Regions from separate parts of the Homo sapiens genome. Here region 1 is linked to region 2. A link is a contact called in ENCODE Hi-C or POLR2A ChIA-PET data. All regions are on one chromosome and are shown on one strand. Each heading gives the region's core, a stretch centred on a gene start or an enhancer-like site at or near the end of the contact. The rest is flanking DNA. Distances are from core to core; before and after follow the strand shown. Region 1 holds the start of PIK3C2B (phosphatidylinositol-4-phosphate 3-kinase catalytic subunit type 2 beta). Region 2 holds the start of TMEM183A (transmembrane protein 183A).

What was found. A loop is a pair of places that touch in the nucleus more often than their neighbours do. ChIA-PET counts read pairs that join two places held with the same protein, here RNA polymerase II (POLR2A). Pooled maps may share reads with other maps.
Region 1: a loop to region 2 is called in a pooled map, with 5 times the contacts of the local background. The contact joins the promoter of PIK3C2B here to the promoter of TMEM183A in region 2. A Hi-C loop is called at or near these places in 1 of 37 single-sample maps with no recorded cell type and 8 of 50 pooled maps. POLR2A ChIA-PET finds 5 or more read pairs at or near these places in 1 of 52 experiments (PC-9).

What each region holds. Positions count from the first base shown.
Region 1 is chr1:204,493,549-204,499,531 of GRCh38, reverse strand. It overlaps PIK3C2B (phosphatidylinositol-4-phosphate 3-kinase catalytic subunit type 2 beta), which reads left to right and starts at 4,727. Exons shown (of 33, transcript NM_001377334.1): 1 at 4,727-5,176. LOC124904584 (translation initiation factor IF-2) reads right to left here. Exons shown (of 2, transcript XM_047439554.1): 2 at 3,800-5,356. The coding sequence ends at 4,336. RefSeq lists a silencer at 4,578-5,047 and enhancers at 5,148-5,277, 5,348-5,537.
Region 2 is chr1:203,002,876-203,008,843 of GRCh38, reverse strand. It overlaps TMEM183A (transmembrane protein 183A), which reads right to left and starts at 1,470. Exons shown (of 8, transcript NM_138391.6): 1 at 1,270-1,470; 2 at 981-1,070; 3 at 34-201. The coding sequence starts at 1,378. It also overlaps the pseudogene MGAT4FP. RefSeq lists enhancers at 571-1,343, 1,344-2,118, 2,122-2,251, 2,893-3,667, a silencer at 1,162-1,411 and a cis regulatory region at 2,792-3,141.

The DNA of each region.
Region 1 (5,983 bases), core at 3,478-5,977, 1.5 Mb before region 2:
AATGAAAAGCAAGGGCTGACTGTGAGAGAATTCAGAGTTTCCTTAGGAGATTGGACTTTAAGAGTTAGAGAAAGTCATGCATTAATTCATCTGCCAAAAATTTTGTGAGCACAAGTGCCAGGCATTGTTCTAGGCTCTGAGAATACAGATGTTTAAAAACCAAAGTCAAAAAATGCCATGTCCTACATGTTAGTTGATTTTAAGCAGGAGAAGCAGATGTTTGCTTTGGAAACATCACCCTGGCTGGGTTACTTGAGAAAAGATTGGAAGGGGAATAAGATTAGAGGTAGCTCAGTCCCTTTCCTCCCGCTTCTTGAAGATTCACAGCCTTTGCTGAGCTTCACTTCCGTCCTTGAGGACTTCCTCTTTTGTCAGGAGCCCTCTTTTCCTTTTATGCCTCTACTGTACCTATCTTGGAAACCTGACCTCATGTTCTACACCTGGGCTTCCAAGTGCTGCAGAAGAAAATGATGAAAACATTCGGATGTTTTTATTCATAGCCACAACATATTAGAGTATCCAATGCCAGCTGTATCTTCAACTCTGCTGACAATTCTCTCTCTCTCTCCTCTCTCTGGAGCTACCACTCTCATTCCTTATTCCTTTCTATTTTAACCTTAACCACTTTTTTTTTTTGAGATGGAGTTTCACTCTTGTTGCCCAGCCTGGAGTACAATGGCGCGATCTCGGCTCACCGCAACCTCTGCCTCCCTGGTTCAAGCGATTCTCCTGCCTTAGCTTCCCGAGTAGCTGGTATTACAGGCATGCGCCACCACGCCCAGCTATTTTTGTATCTTTAGTAGAGACGGGGTTTCTCCATGTTGGTCAGGCTAGTCTGGAACTCCCGACCTTAGGTGATGCGTCCACCTCGGCCTCCCAAAGTTCTGGGATTATAGGCGTGAGCCACCGTGCCCAGCAACCTTAACCACTTTCTTTAAGCCTTTAACCTCATCTTGAGCCTTTCTCTCTCAGCAGATTGCTTAGAGACTACAAGGCAGCAACTAGTCCTCTCAACATCTAGTCTCAAGTTCTAGTCTCTTTACCAGTCTACAGATGCCTCTGCTTTTGTACAGCCTTCCTCTCAAAGATATCAGAGGCAGCTCCACCCCATATACCTGGGTCCCAACTCCCTCCTATTCATGATCTCGCTCTCCTTGGTCTTACTCTTCAGCATATGAAAATGCTTAAGCCTTTCTTATCCTAAAAAGAAAAAACAAAAGTCTCCCCTTTGATCCTGCATTCCCCTCTACCCACTGCCTTATATTTCTCCTTGTCTTAAATTGCCAAGCTTCTAGAAAAAGCATGTGTCTTTTATTCCAGATCCAGGTTCATTCATTCACTTAGTGACCAATAATTTATTGAGCACCAGCTTTGAATCAGGGAATGAATTAGGCCTAGAATCCACTGGAGGCATTTTCTAGCCTACCCTCCTGGAGGTTCCTGCTGCACTGGTTATCCAGTCATTCTCTTCTGAGATTCTCCCACCCTAGTTTCTGACACTCTGTGGCCTCCAGTTTTTCTCTTACCTCTCTGGTTGTTTCTTCTTTCCTCCTTATGCCCATCTGGACGACCTCATACAGGCTTATAACTTCACTGACTACCCATAACCTACAGAATCCAAAGCTGCTATCACTTGTTCACACCCCAATATGAGTTTAGTTTCATAAGTTTGCTGTCTACTAGACATCCCCATCTAGACATTCCACAGATACCTCAAACCCAACATGTTCAAAATTAAGCTCAAGATCCCTCTGCCAACACCTGGGCCCTGTCTTTCTAATTGTCCCTAACTTAGGGAATGGTACCACCTGCCAACAATTTCTAAGGCTTCAAATGGGGAGTAATTCCAGAGTCCTCCTCTTCCCTAATTTCCTACATTTTATATATTTATCAAATACTATTGATTTCTCTTTATAAGTATCTTTTGTATCTGCTCCGTTTTTTTCATCCCCACTGCCACAGCTCTGGCACAGTTTTGAGATTCCCTGATTTCCCACCTGGAACGTAGCCATGGTTTCTCTGTTGAGCTCCCAGGCTGCACTCCTGACTTGTGTTACTAGGTCCTGGCAGAAAGCAAATGGCACACTGCACTTGAGGGGTAATTTGAGGAGAGGTTAAAAAATAAGGGGACAATTTATAAAGGGTCGGCGGAGTACAGGAAAACCACAAGAAATAGTGTACAATCTACTAGGGCCAGTAGCAAATCAATGTTTCCACCCCCAGGCCCGAAAAGTCAAAGGAGGGGAGTGATTACCTGAATCAAGAGAGAGGGAGGGGGCTGGCACTGTGGCTCACGCCTGTAATCCCAGCACTTTGGGAGGCTGAGGAGGGTGGATCATGAGGTCAGGAGATTGAGACCATCCTGGCTAACAAAGTGAAACCCTGTCTCTACTAAAAATACAAAAAAAATTTGGCCGGGCATGGTGGCATGCGCCTGTAGTCCCAGCTACTCAGGAGGCTGAGGCAGGAGAATCGCTTGCACCCGGGAGGCAGAGGTTGCAGTAAGCCACTGCACTCCAGCCTGGGCAATAGAGTGAGACTCGGTCTCAAGAAAAAGAAAAAAAGAAAAACAAAAGAGAGAGGGAGGGGAGAGAGAACCACCCGTGGAAGCTGTGATCTTTGGTTGAGGGTGGCAGCCAGCGCACTGTGACCCCAAAGAGAGGAATCCTGAAGAATAAATATCCAGTTTCCCCTGACCTCCCTCCTTATTCAATCTTCAGCCATGGCCCCCATTGGCCAACCCAGTCTAGGAAGCCAGAGGGCCAGGAAGATCTGGAGGGGCAAACGGAAGACATGCAGTGCATCTTCCAAATCCTTCTCTATAATATGCCAGGAAGTCTTTTTCTGGTCACACTACTTCCCAGTTCCATTTGTGCACAGCAGGTTCTCTGTCACCTACAGCACCTAAACTTTTTGGCATGCCCTGGTTTCTCTTTATTCAATTTTTTCCTTACCAAAATGCATGATAAAGCCTGTGATCTGATCCTCCACTCAGCTACCTATGCCTACTTCCTGTTAGTTCTTTCCTTCAGACTTTTCACCCCAGCAGCATAGAACCACCAGTGGTCGCCGGGCGCGGTGGCTCACGCCTGTAATCCCAGCACTTTGGGAGGCCGAGGTGGGTGGAACACAAGGTCAGGAGATCGAGACCATCCTGGCTAACACGGTGAAACCCTGTCTCTACTAAAAATACAAAAAAAAAAAAAAAAAAAAAGAAAAAATTAGCTGGGCATAGTGGCGGGCGCCTGTAGTCCCAGCTACTCCGGAGGCTGGGCCAGAAGAATGGCGTGAACCCGGGAGGCAGAGCTTGCAGCGAGCCGAGATCACGCCACTGCACTCCAGCCTGGGCGACAGAGCAAGACTCCGTCTCAAAAAAAAAAAAAAAAAAAAGAACCACCAGTGGCCCCTGTAACACTCTGTTCTCTCAGGCTCCTGAGCTTGACCTGATGACAGACACAGAGTAAGCTGTCATAAATATTTGTATGGTGAAGAAGTGCACGGACACGTTTTTTAACCCCTGTGGCTCCTGAGATCAGGAGTAGCATCATATACATTATGACATATGTGCAGACCAAGCTGCCTTCAGTTAATTATCAAGATGTTTCACCTACATTCTCTCCTTTGATCATTACGAAAGCGTGATAGGTGAGGACGCTATTCTTGATATTCAGAGGGTGAAGTGGAATACTGAAAGTCACAAGCATTGGGTACAGAAGGCACTGTAGGATCAGAAAGGGGAGTGATCCCTTTCCTCCCCATCATAAGAGTCACAGCCGACACTTCTATAACAAAAGACAAGTTAACCAGAGAAAAGCATAACAAATTTATTTAATCATGGTTTTACTTGAGAGGCTGAGGACCAGGTGTTAATCTTCATAGTCTGTCGAGAAAGAAAGAAGAAATGAGGGCAGTGGAGGAAAACACGATTCACGTTTTTAGGAAAATATACTTTGAGATTAGTGATCGTTGGTACTATGCAAACCAAATGCAAACGAGGAGCTGGCCAACTCATGGTTTCTTTTGGGTGGAGCCTTTAGGAAAATTCTTCCAGAGACCACTGCTGGAAGAAAGGTATTTAGAGTAGAAAATTTAAATATAACATATTGTATGAAAGGTTTTTTTTTTTTACTTTTTTTTCTCACTACCCTAGTTGGGTTGGAGGATCCTCTATCTCCCCTCCCTACTTAGGTTGACTGCTGTTTCCTGGATCGCAGCTCGGAAGATCCACCTGGGCGAATACAAAAACAAACGAGACTCCCCTTCCAGAAAGGGAGGAAGGAAGGAGACAGAAAGACGAATGACACTGAGCGTGTAAAGCCCGGAGACAGCCTCTCTCTACCCCAACCTAACCCTCAAGGTAGGGGATCCCCCGAACATCGCTACCGTAATTATGGTAGAAATTCCTGAAACGGATAACTGGACCTCAGCACCGTCATTTCTAGCAGAATGATTGAGCTTTCCTCTGACCCAAAGCCAAGGGGTTCCAGCAGGGGAAACTAACGACCATCCGCAAAAACCCTCACCCAAGTGGGGAGTGGAAATCCTGGCTCTTGGGTTGCAGAGCACAACTTGACGCCAGCGCGTTTCTCTTCCCCCACGCAATGGCAAGTGGGGCGGGAGTCGGAGGGGAGAGGAGGAGAGGAGAAGAGAAGAGGAGGGGGAAGGGGAGGGGAGAGGCGAAGGGCGGCCCGGGTTCCAGCAGCCGCCCCGCCCTCCGGCTCGCGGCGGATTCGGCGCTGCGGCTGGAGCCGGCGGCCGGGTGCCTGCCTGTCCAGGCAGGGTCTGGCCGAGCGTCGCGTCGCCGTGCAGTGCGCCGGGTGTCCGGGAGATGGCTTCCCCTCTCTCGCCCGCTGCTGCCGCTATTGTCTCACCCGGGGTGGCCTGACTCTGCGAGCTCGCGCACGCTCTCGGCGGAGAGCACCCCTCCCCACCCCCACAAGCTGGTCCTTGCGCCCTTTGCTGCCTCTCCCTCTGCCCCTTGGAGCCTAGGGTCTGTGCGGAGCCTGGAGAGGGGAGCGGCCCGGGAGCAGGCGGCGTGCGGCCGGCCAGCTCCTCTCGCGCTGGTGCAAGAGGCGCCTGGAGCCGCAGAGCGAGCCCGGGAGGCGCGGAGCGAGCAGCCCACGTCGCCAGGCACAAGACACGTCGGATGTTGCAGCAGAGCCAGCAGCTAGCGCAGGTAGGACACGCATCCTGCGGGTTGCATCGGCCCCAGCGTCTGTAAAGTGCCCCCAGAGTGGAGGCAGCCGAGGTCAGGGGGCTCTCCCTCCAACATGGCAACAGCGGAGGTGCAACAATGGAAGCAGCCGAGGGTTCCTGGCGGCGGGCTGAGCGGCGGACGCCGTGGGAGCCTGAGCTCCTGCCCGCCGGGCAGAGCAGGTTGCCCCTCACCCCACTCCACTCCACTCCAGCAGCTTCAGGGCCTCTGGGGCTCCAGGCACCCGCGTCCCCACCCCCTTCTCGCTAAACACACTTCCTGGCTCCCAGCTGCAGGGCGATCTGAACCAGTCAATGGCTTTGGGGTTTGTTTATTTAAGATAAGAAATAAAAAAAGCAAAACCTGTCCTGTGATGGGGTTAGTGCCTTCTGTGGACTGGGTGAGAAGTCGGCATCTAGCCTGGGGAATGTGTACGTTTCTTAGTCGGGCGGAGGGTAGAATTGGATTCTCCCTTATAAGGATACTGCAGCAAAAGGAGACTGAAAGCTTGAAAGAGGGAGAGGGACCCTCAGGCCTGAGTTCGCCGGTGCTGGGAGAAGGCGCTGCTCTCCTGGCCTATACTTGTCCCTCATTTTCAGCTCCCGACAGCGGTGACTTTGATGTTGGAGGAGCAATCGCAGCAGGAAGCACAAGCAAGGCTGCCAAGCTGGTGTGGGGTGGAGTAGGGTGGGGAGCCCAGGGGCTTGGCAGGCTTCTGGATTGTGGGAAGAGGTTACCAAATGTATGAGGTTAGTGCACACACCCTAGTTGGCTGATGTTGAAGTGTGT
Region 2 (5,968 bases), core at 221-2,720:
GTCTAATAAACCAAAAGAGAACAAGCTCCATACCTTTGTGTCTCTTGCTTTTCTTTTTTCTGGAGACAGTTCTCTCATGGATGCTTTCCTCCTGGGCATCCATCTCATCACTGCTGTCGATGATGTCACAGGGCTCACCAGCCCCAGAAAGAGCTTCCTCTGCAGGAACCTGAGAGGCTTCCAAGCCACAAAGAGATTTTACTAGAAGAAAATAAAAGGAGAATGAGATGGCACACAGCTCCACCCAGAAATACAAACAACTTAGCCAAGGTATCAGCATCCATTCAGGAAAGGGGGGAAAAAAAACATCGTTGAGAGAGAAAGGTGAGAATCTGTCACCAAAAAAAATAAAGATTTTAGTATTTTAAATACAAAAAAAAAAAAAAAAAAGGAAAGCAATGGGCAAACTGACTCCAAAGTTGCAGAAACTCCTTTTTTCAGCCCTGAAGAAAAAAGGTGTGTACAATTTTTCCACTATAAACCCTGCAGGATAAAAGCTGATTTGTATTCTCATAAGGTCTACAGAGAAATGTTTGAGACAAATTGAATCCAATTTAATCCTGGTCCTGAGCTGGAGGCAGTAGGTGTCATAAAACACAAGTCTCAGACCCATGAGTAAACAGACTGAAAGCAAGAGAAACACCAGAAAAGGAAAAGAACACTCCAAGGTTATTAAACAAGGAAGCAAACTGCAGAGTAAAACATGTGAACTACAGCAAAGAGATTAATAACCAAGAAGAATGCAGTGGAAACTAAAAAGTATGCAAACATGTTTTTAAATGCAAAGAAAGAAAGAAAATATTTCTGCTACAGAAACTGCTACTCTTGACTAATCCTCCTCCACCCCAATATGTAAGTTAACACTAACGAAAGCAAACACGGTTACAGGAAGACGACTAAAGGACTGCAAGAAAAACAGAAATAAAATACCTAGTTCTGTCTTCGCGGCATGAGTCTTTAAAGGCTCGCGCAAAGCTTACCTTCCTGCTGAACAGCGTTGGCTACGGCTTTCTTGACTCGTCCAGACCTCACGACCGCCGGATCCGAGTTGGCGTAATCCGCCACGGTCACTGCAACACAGCACCAACCCTCAAGGAAGAGGCCTTCTCTCGTCAGCGTCTTCCCCGCCAACACCTCCTCCTCGCTGCAGGCCCCCGGACCGAGCCGCCCTCCAGCCGCGGGCACGCGAGCGCTCACCTCGGCACGGTCCAGCCCCCTCCCAGCCGCCAGCCCCCAAAATGTTTCAGCGCCCCTGCCCCCCTCGCCCACCTCGGCCGGAGCAGGCGTCGTGGGCCCGGAACTTGAGTCGCTTTCCTCTCTTGGGCATGGCGACCGTATCGGGGCGAGGCCTGCCTAGCGGGCCGGGCCCCCGGGCCATGTCTCCGGCCGGAGAGCCGGCCCCGGGAGCCGCAAGCCAGCTCCGCCCGGCTCCGCGGCCATCCCACACCGGAGGCCGCTAACTCTCGCGAGAACATAGGTCCGGGTTCCGAGTCGCGTTGTCGGACGACGCCTCTCCACGCGAACCAATCATCGCCAGGTGCAAGGATACGTCATCATCCGGCACCCGCGAATCAAGCTGGGTCCGGGTTCCAGGTGGAGAGAGAGCTGTTGTACTGGGTGGTGTCGCGTATCGCCGTACCTCGTGTGAGATGAATGGTGTCTCAGAACCATAGCCCACACCTGTGTTGATTAGAATTGAGAGTTTACATCCTGGTCTCCGGGATTCTTCTTAGTAACTCCTCTGTCCACACTCCAGGTCCACTTCAGCACCAAAATGCATATACACTGTCATCTTCGTGCTCTATCTCGGACCACAGAGACTGAGCGCCTGCTAGTCTAACATAGGTCTGTAAGAGTCTTCACTCTATTTTACGAAAGCTATAAATAAATTTCTGAATTCTCAAAATAGGAGAAGGAGTTCTTAAAAGCTTCCAATCGGCCGGGCGCGGTGGCTCACGCCCCTAATCCCAGTACTTTGGAAGGCCGAGGCGGGCGGATCACGAGGTCAGGAGATCGAGACCATCCTGGCTAACACGGTGAAACCCCGTCTCTACTAAAAATACAAAATATTAGCCGGGCGTGGTGGCGGGCGCCTGTAGTCCCAGCTACTCGGGAGGCTGAGGCGGAAGAATGGCATGAACCCGGGAGGCGGAGCTTGCAGTGAGCTGAGATCGGGTCACTGCACTCCAGCCTGGGCGACAGAGCAAGACTCCGTCTCAAAAAAAAAAAAGTTTCCAATCTATCACCATATAAGGTTAGCCGAGAGAAAGGACGAAAGAGAGACCCAAGGTCAGCCGAGGAAGTTTATTAACCTGACGGCTGCTCCACCACAGACAGAGGAGGCACCCCTGAGCTTACAAAATGAGGGGTTTATATGGGGGAGAGAGACCCTGGGGTTGTTTGCTGGTTAATTTTGCCACATATTAGCTTGTGACGTTTATTACAGGAGGGTGTAGGTAAAGTTTGTTTATGCTTCCCATCACCTTCCCCTGTGCGGTCCGGATGATTTGTAATTGGGGTTTGTTTATTGCAGCAAGGTCTGATAAGTGAAGTCTGCTGGCTTCATAAGGACTTAGAAGTGTAAAGAGGCTTGGGGGAAGGAGAAGAGTTGCAGAGCATTAGGGGGAGGAGTGAGCAGCACGGAGAGGTTTGGGGGAAGTGTCGGCAGTACCAAGAAGCTTTTTGGGGCAGTTTGTTCCTAACACACCATACCTCCAAAAAACTACTAGAAGCATCCATGAAAAACTATCGCAGAGGCAGGAAGGTCACTTGAGTCCAGGAGGTCAAGGCTGCAGTGGGCCATGATTGCGCCACTGCACTCCAGCCTGGGCTACAGAGCGATACCCTGCCTCAAAAAAAAAAAAAGGAGAAAAAGAAAAAATAACGTCTTTCCTTTGTATTGAGACAGAAGCGAGTCACTGAGTGAAGATTACAGAACTGTAAGGGAGCAGGACCCTGGGCTAGTATTATCAGGCCTCTGAGCCCAAGCCACGCCACCGCATCCCTGGTGACTTGCACGTGTACGCCCAGATGGCCTGAAGTAACTGAAGAATCACAAAAGTGAAAATGCCCTGCCCCGCCTTAACTGATGACATTCCACCACAAAAGAAGTGAAAATGGCCAGTCCTTCCTTAAGTGATGACATTACCTTGTGAAAGTCCTTTTCCTGGCTCAAAAAGCTCCCCCACTGAGCACCTTGCGACCCCCACTCCTGCCCACCAGAGAACAAATCCCCTTTGACTGCAATTTTCCTTTATCTACCCAAATCCTATAAAACGGCCCCACCCTTATCTCCCTTCACTGACTCTCTTTTCCGACTCAGCCCGCCTGCACCCAGGTGATTAAGAGCTTTATTGCTCACACAAAGCCTGTTTGGTGGTCTCTTCACACAGACGCGCATGAAAAGTAAATAAATAAATAAATTAAAAAAAAAAGAAAAGTATCACCGCGACACATAAGAAGTTATTTGGTTTCCTAAGTTATTCTCCTTTATCCTTCTAACTTCCTTGCAGCTCCTAAAAGGTGATAATCCCTGGCTTGGGAAACTTAGGACCCAGGCATCCAATCCGCTGGATCTACCAGAGAGTATCTTATTTTCAGTCTAACGAGCTGGCACCAAGTTTGTTAGGAGAAAAACCTCAGGCCTTTTACTAACATTATGTAACAGACTACCACCAGGGATCTTGCTAATAGGCTTGAATCAATTAGGAATTAAAATTGAAGCTGAAGAGAATTGATTACAATTATGAAATATTCAAATTTAATTTATCTAAAGTTACAACATGAAACAAATGTCTAATAAGCTGTTAACAAAAGAAAATTCTTTCAAATAAGGTTTCTATTTATATGTAATTCATGTTTGTAGTCCAGTTCAAAATGCAGATGGTAAGTGCTGAGGCTTCTCATTTCACAACGTTATCAATAAAAAATTCATGGCCGGGTATGGTGGCTCACGCTTGTAATCCCAGCACCTAGGGAGGTGGAGGCGGGAGAATACTTGAGCTCAGGAGTTTGAGACCTGCCTGGGCAACAAGACCCCATTCTCCACAAAAAGGTAAAAAAAAAAAAAGACCAAAAAAAGTGTAATAAAAATTTCACAAGGTTCACATAGATGTAGATTTCTACTCATGTGGCACCCTGTTGAAAACACTCAGGCATTCAGATTCTGGAGGAAATCAAAGTTACAAGAAACATAAACCCTATTACAATGTCACTATAAAAAACTTGGGTTTTAACAAGAATGTTGTCTCATTTTTCAGCAGTATAATTACTATTTTAATGCATTGGATGAAAGAAATGCTAGTTCCCAAAACTGTTTATTTCTTTTTTTTTTTTTTTGAGACGGAGTCTCACTCTGTCACCCAGGCTGGAGTGCAGTGGCACGATCTCAGCTCACTGCAACCTCCGCCTCCCGGATTCAAGCAATTCTCCTGCCTCAGCCTCCCGAGTAGCTGGGATTACAGGCATGTGCCACCACACCTGGCTAATTTTTTTGTATTTTTAGTACAGACGGGGTTTCACCAAATTGGCCAGGCTGGTCTTGAACTCCTAACCTTGTGATCCACCCACCTCGACCTCCCAAAGTGCTGGGATTACAGGCGTGAGCCACCGCGCCCGGCCTCAAAACTGTTTATTTCATCTTTCAAAATTTCTAGACTGAGAAGATTTTAAGCAAATCCTCTGAGACTCTTAAGTCCTTGGGCCAATATAGTGGAACAAATGATCCTACTCTTTCATTCCACCTTTTATTAAAAAGCAACAATTTTTAATTAATAGCACTGTTAATCTCCAGACCAGAAGATACAAGTTCTTGCTAGGAAGACAAGTAAAAGTTACTAAAATTGTTATTATGTTTAAATGCAAGTGGCTTAACCTAGCTATTAGGAAGAAAGTGAAAGGAAAATGTTGTTTTCAAATATTTTCCTCAGAAAAGTGGGAAATTCAAGGACAGCAGATAAATATATACAGCATTCGAATGCTATATTTCTAGATTATGTCCACCCTACTTTTTTGGTATTAAACTGTCCTTTAGACCCGGCACGGTGGCACACACCTGTACTCCCAGCACTTTGGGAGGCCGAGGAGGGTGCATTACAAGGCCAGGAGTTCAAGATCAGCCTGGCCAACATGGTAAAACCCTGTTTCTACTAAAAAACAAACAAACAAAAACAAAAATTAGCCGGGCATGGTGGCGGGTGACTGTAGTCCCAACTACTTGGGAGGATAGCTTGAACCCAGGAGGCGAAGGTTGCAGTGAGCCGAGATCGCACCACTGCACTCCAGCCTGGGCGACAGAGCGAGACTCCATCTCAAAAAAAAAAAAAAGGTTGTTATTTATTTTGCACTAATAGTAAATGCTCACAGGAGGTGTTTGCTTTTTAAGGTTCCTTTATCTTGAAAACTTAAAGATGGCAAATCTATGTTGGTTGTCATAATTTTCTTTCAAATTTTAATAGCCTGTGAAACCCTAAAGCCTGGGAATCATTGCTTTGGAGGTATTGGAAAAGTATCCCTTCGGTTTGAATAAATAAATACATGACAGTGGGATTTCCTACTGAAGGCAGTTTAGTATAAAAAAGCAATATTTTGAAAGTAGTCAAGAGTGCAGCTTGTGAAGTCAGACTTGCTTGCATTCAAAACTTCCCTCTGCCATTTATTATCTGTGTGACCTTGGAAAAGTTACTTAACCTCTCTGAACCTCAGTTTCCTTGCCTGTAAATTTCAGATAATAAAAACACCTGCTTCACTGGGTTGTTGAAATAATTAATTGAATTAACCCATAAAAAGCATTAAAAATAGCACATAGTAAGCCTCTCAGCTATTATTATAGTGGTGAAAAAGTTGTGGTAGTTGTTATTTGAAAACACCTTAGGTGACTGATTCCTTTTTGCTTCTACTGCATTAGGACAGAATACATAGAGTCAGAAGGAAGGCAACCCATTCCAGTTTATTAAAATGCTAAGACTAG